Linked DNA regions of Homo sapiens: region 2 is linked to region 1. Evidence: chromatin loops called from intact Hi-C (ENCODE). Cell type or tissue: B cell. All regions are shown on one strand. Each heading gives the region's core, and the rest is flanking DNA. Links, peaks and the distances in the headings are about the cores only.

Region 1 (2,911 bases), core at 104-2,603:
TTTAACCATGAGAGCATAACTGACCATCGGCCTCAGCTGCTGGGCTCTGAAATCCATCACTGTGTTTGTGGTGAGGCCACGTACCAACAACTGGTCATGGCAAAGATACTAAGGCTCATTCCTGTCCTATGTCAGTTGACACTGGCTCCAGGACCCCCAATGCCCTAGCTGAACACTCCTTAACTGCATGGCAGCCTAGAATATGTCCAACTACCTTTTCTCCCTCTTTCCTTCACTCAGATCAGCCTTGCATCATGATCTGATGACTTGCCCAGCCTTGTCCATCTCTCTCCCCATTTTCTGCCACAGGCATCTCCCCTAATAATAGCCTTGCACATTTAATCCCATCTTAGCATCTGGTTCTTGGAGCATACACTTCTCTCTGCAACCAAACTCTGTTCCCTTCTTTGTTCCACATCCTCTTTTCATGGCAGATAAAATCAGCTCTGGGCTCAGTGCATACGGAGCAAAGTCTGACAGCAAGAATGGTCATGGGCCACTGAGGATAACAGGTTTGCTTGCTGGAGCGTGTAATGGAGTCTCCACGATGCCTCATTGGCAAAGATCACCTCTGTATTTCAGCAGGATTGGAGTCTGAACATTCCTGCCTTGATTGCACAATGTCATGGTTTCATTCATAGGGACTTAGAAGAGACACCACTTATTAAACACCAACTGCATGCTGTATCATACCAAGCACTTTAAAAACACTATCTCTAATTTCCTCATCTCAGAGAGGTTTGTATTCTTGTCCCCACTGCACAGGGGAAGAAAGAGTGGTTCCGAGCATTTTCAAGGCCTGTCCAGGAAAGTGGATGTATCCAGACTTGATCCTCTGCAGTGTTAGAGTCACTGTAAACTTTAACTTCCATGCATAAGTATCCAGGCTCACAGATGGTTTGGGGATCTAAGCCTTGATTTCAACTCTGCAGAAGCCAGGAGATTGCATCATTTAAAGAATCCAAGGTCCCGAAGCCAGACATTTCAGGCACTCCAACAGAGGCCTCCTCACTTGGCCCTCCAGGGCTGCTTGGCCTGTTCTCTCATTCGTCCCTGACAGTTGGTATTCTTCCCCTAAACGCCTAACTTGGAAAGCCACTCCCCTCATTCAGCAATCCCTGCCTCAAAAGCGAGCTGCCCTCGCTCCCAGCCATCAGACCATGTTTCTCTCCCCATGCAAAGTTGACTGTGTCCAGCCCATTCTGAATCAGCCAAACTGCTCCGCCTCTTGCTCACAAACAGCTTGCAAAGCGCTTTCACTGAATCGCCTGACAATTTACAACCAGAGCGGGGGTTGTCACGTGCCTCGGATGCCTCCGTCGGGCCCTGGGCTCATTCATCATCAGCCTGGGAAAGCCTCAGGGGCCACGGTACGAAAGGCTGGGAGCCTGCAGGAGCCCGCGCGGGCAGCAGGGGGCGCCCGCCTCCTCCACGCCGCCCTCCTCCCTGCGGGAGCACAGCACACCGCCTCCAGCAGCCGCGCTGACCTCACCCGCTCTGCCACCTGCTCTCAAGAACTCCACAGCAGAGACCGCGCCCACAGCCTCCAAGGAAGGAACAAACATTCAAGAGCAAGTGTCAGAGACTGTGGCAGAACCATGCCATTGTCACTTTGTTCTGTTTTGACCTGCTTGCGTGCTTGGCTTTGACATAGTTGGACTGGAGAAGGTATAAGGCTGGGAGGATGGCGGGTGCTGCAGGTCAGGGCTTCTCAGCCCTCTCCGCACCCGCCCTTATGCAGCCTTGGGACGCGAGGCTGGGCTTTAGGCTGAAGACCTCCGCCCCTGGAACTGCAGAGGAGGGGTCCCTTTCGTTGCCCTTCCTCACATCTTGGCGTTCATAGGGTGGCTGAGAGTTCCTCCCGCTAGAAGAGCCCAAAGAGGGAACTTGAGCCTTGGTTAGATTATCTTCAGTAATAAATGCAGTTAGTCCAGCTACGGATTTCACATTGGCCTTCAGGGCTAATCTGGAGGGAAGATTATCAAGTGCAGGACTCTGTTTGGTCTTGCCTGGACAGTCTAGGATATTCGAATTGCAGTTTCACCAGCTAATATGGAACACAGTCTGCAAACTGTCCTCCCATACTCCAGGGGACTCTGGACTGCAGGAAGCCAAATATACAATTAACAGATATGCACTGAAGAGAGAAAATGGACAAGGAAGATTTGAGACAGCACAGCCCTCTCCAGGCATTCTCACTTCTTAACCTTCACCCCCTACCTCTTAGGGCAGAGGAACAAGGAAGAGCAGGAGGGCAGAAGAGGGCAGGAGCTTCCCAGGATGTACTGGAACCACCCAAGAGTTCTAGCACAGATTTAAAATGTCAAAGAAAGTGTAAGTGTGATGCTGCAAATTGTCTCCACTCCATCCCCTGGGCCCAGACATCTCTCAATTTATGCACGTAAAGGTGTGGAAGTCACAATCCTAACTACCCATGCAGCTGTCCCCACCCATCTAATGGACTTGTAGGGCTTAGGTTGGGATAGGAACCTACTACATGCTTAAGATTGTGACTGACGTTATTGGGGTGTCAGCAGGAAGCAGCTGGTGAATTAGGATCATTCTAGGAGGGGTCAGTAAAGGGACTATGAAGAAGGTGCTCACAGAGTATATGGAAATCTCATCAGATGGTGCAATATCTCAGGGCTCGTGAGAGTGAAGCACCCTTACCACCACTAGGCCCAGGGAAGCCAGTGGAGGAAGCAGGTCCTGCGACAGAGAGCTGCTTTTGGGAATGGAGATCTTCAGGCAGGGAAGGGATGCACCCAGCTCACAAAGAGAGAGCCTGACCCTCCTCTCCTTCTCTTTCCAGGACTCCCCATTGGCCAACTAGAAGCTGGAAGGCAAGGGAGTTGGTTGGTATCTGATATGGTTTGGCTGTGTCCCCACCCAAATCTCATCTTGAACTCCC
Region 2 (2,911 bases), core at 184-2,683, 320 kb after region 1:
ACTGAAAGGCTTTTGCATTTGAATGAGCTAAACCCTCCCACCCTGCCATCCTTGGGAAAGTAAAGGCCTTTCAGCTCTGTCTCCTAGAGCACGTTGCCCCTCCCAGGCCCTCCAGACATTGGCCTGCCAATATCTTAGAAACACCCTCCTTCCTCACTTTGATTCTTCCCTCCACCCCAGCCCCAGTGACATAGCTGCTGTTTAAACTTAATTGATCCGGGGCAGCTGGGCACCTTAGCAGCAGTGAGCATTTGTGAGCCCACTCCTTCTCTCTTGGCCCCAGGGGAGTGGTTCTGTCCACCCTACACTCCGGGAAGACCAAGGCACCCAGGCAGAACCTAGAGACCAGTGAATTCCCAGCCAAAGGCAGCACTGAGCCAGATGGTCTGTGTAATTTCGTCAAACCTTTGGGAGTCTGCTAACAGCGACCTCACTTTGCCATAGTCCATTCACCCCCAAGGTCTTGTCTTTTCTGGAACAACAGCCATGACATATACATTAATTAGAACCAGTAATCAGATTACTTTTTGGGTAAGAGGTGAAACAAGAAAGTAAGCTGATAAAAGGAGTTGATCACTCCCAGACTATGACCTGGAGTCATACATTTTCAGACCAGCTACTCACACCTGCTCCGTGTACTTGTAGACTACTTCAGCTTCAGGACTTCAGGGCAGGCAGACTGCCAGTTATCAGGGTTTAGGAGATTTGTCCCACCTTGACCTTGCTGTTACTGACCATGGGTTCTTGGGCTTTTGGTGCAATAGAAATGAGGCGAAAAGAGTCTTCCCAGACAAGGCTTCATTGGCGCTTACGCCAGGGCATAAGGTAGAGAGAGAGAGAATTCCCTGACTGACCCTCTGAAAACAGCCGATTGGGATTTTTTTTTTTTTTTAATTGACACAGGGTCTTGCTCTGTGTTGCCCAGGCTAGAGTGCAGTGGCACGATCACGGCTCACTGCAGCCTCTACCTCCTGGACCCAGGTGATCCTCCCACCTCACCCTCCCAAGTAGCTGGGGCTACAGGCATGTGCCACCATGCCCAGCTAAGTTATGTATTTTTAGTAGAGATGGGGTTTCCTCCATGTTGCCCAGGCTGGTCTCAAACTCCTGAGGTCAAGCCATCCACCCGCCTCAGCCTCCCAAAGTGCTGGGATTACAGGCATGAACCACCGTGTCCGTCCCCAGTTGGGATTTTTTTTATTAGGCGAAGTACAGGAATTGATATCAGGGTAGGGTATGCAGGCTGGGCTGGGCAACGCATGTGAGGGTTAGGGTATGCAAGTCAATGTATCTGGTTGTGATGATTATCTTGAGTCATGGGCCACCTGGTGGTCTAGCCGGCAACAACAAGGCTATAAATCAGTTGTTCAGCATTCCTTCCTGAGGTGGGACACTCCGCAACCTTGGTTCCATATTTTGGATCTCTTCAGTCCAGTTCCTGGAATTCTTTAAGTAAAAAGCATGGTTAAACATTATGAGAGCACCGAAGAACAATATAGAATGGCTCTTTTCTTTGTATGACTAAAGCCTTGGGGTGAGTGGGTATGGTGTCAGTGAGGTAGTGGTGTGGGTCTCATGGTCAGTGGGAATGCATGAAAGAATGCTCTTCTGCGGGTAGCTGAAGCCAGGCCACATTCCTGCTCTGTCACACTGCTCTGAAACACAGCCCAAGGAGGAGGATGCATCCGAGCTGCACCTAGGCCTCTGCCTCCATCCTATACTTTTTCTCCCTGATCTAGTGAACTTGCATGGTTTTTAGGTATTGGTCTTGGTATGATAGGGCTGTCATAACAAAATGAAACAGCCTGGGTGGGTTCAACAACCAAAGTTTATTTTCTCATGATTCTGGAAGCTGGAGGTCCAAGATTAAGGTGCCAGCAAGTTTGGTTTCTCCTGAGGCCCCTTCTTGGCTTGCAGATGGCTGCCCTCTTGCCGCCTCTTCATGTGATCCACCCTCTGGACTTGTGCCATTGTCGTCCCTTCCTTTTCTTAAGGACACCTATCCTATTGGATTAGGGCCCCATCCTAATGGCCTCATTTTAACTTAGTCACCTCTTCAAAGACTTTCTCTCCAAATGTGCTTATATTCTCGGGTACTAGGGATTAAGACATCAACATATGAAGTCTGAAGTGGAGAAATTTAACCCATAACACCAATCTGCCAAGCCTGGTCCTGCCTCAGCATCAGAACATTGCAGGAACCTCCATGGGGTACAGATTCATCTGTGAGTTTATTCCCCTCATGCATCAGTTTATAGAACCAGGCGCCATCTCTGTGTGGGTGCATAGTCAAAGGAAATGCAATGAGAGAAAGATAGGAATATGTTTAAAAGTCATCAGTGGCTATGAAAGTCTGAATTAGCTTTCATATGGCTTATGATGATTCTCAGGTGACTGTGGCAGCTCACCTGTCTCGAGAGAGACTCTTATTAGGGGTAGGTTGAGTAAGGGAAGCTTGTGGACCAGTAGGCTCCAGAAACTATGTCAGGAATTGTTACCTTCCCTTCTGGGCCCCTTCACTCCCACCTCCTTTCTGGGCCAACTCCCTGATCTGTTAATAGATTCATTGGCATAAACCTCTCAGTGTCTTGCCAACAATTACATATAGATACAGACGGTGTCTGACTTACAATGGTTCGACTTATGATTTTTTGGTTTCAAGATGGTACAGAAGTGACATGCATTCCATAGAAACTGTACTTTAAGTACCCATGTAACCATTCTGTTTTTCATTTTCAATATGATATGCAATACATTACATGAGATATTCAACACTTTATTATAAAATAGGCTTCGTGTTAGGGCATTCTGCCCGACTGTAGGTTATGTTCTGAGCACATTTAAGATAGGGTAGGCTAAGGCTATGAGGTTCAGTAGGTTATTATATTAAATGGGTGGGTTTTGTTTGTTT

Evidence for each region. Peaks named below come from ENCODE experiments on the same cell type or tissue, not always from the same donor. Only the 100,000 strongest peaks of a DNase experiment are listed, where the experiment ranks them.
Region 2: it touches region 1 in a loop (18-fold over the local background); 4 of 110 quality-filtered maps call a loop at or near these places.

The regions. Positions count from the first base shown.
Region 1 is chr7:106,008,165-106,011,075 of GRCh38, reverse strand. The region is part of intron 8 of CDHR3 (cadherin related family member 3); the gene reads right to left. Among named protein-coding and RNA genes, the nearest start is that of CDHR3, 46 kb to the right of the region's middle. RefSeq lists a silencer at 1,326-1,515. In B cell, for the core only: CTCF peaks have their summits at 1,210 and 1,420 (motif pointing right); a DNase peak (open chromatin) is centred at 1,455.
Region 2 is chr7:105,686,530-105,689,440 of GRCh38, reverse strand. The region is part of intron 3 of ATXN7L1 (ataxin 7 like 1); the gene reads left to right. Among named protein-coding and RNA genes, the nearest start is that of EFCAB10, 110 kb to the right of the region's middle. RefSeq lists enhancers at 1-191, 192-867. In B cell, for the core only: a CTCF peak has its summit at 1,342 (motif pointing left); a DNase peak (open chromatin) is centred at 1,300; H3K27ac peaks cover 426 bases.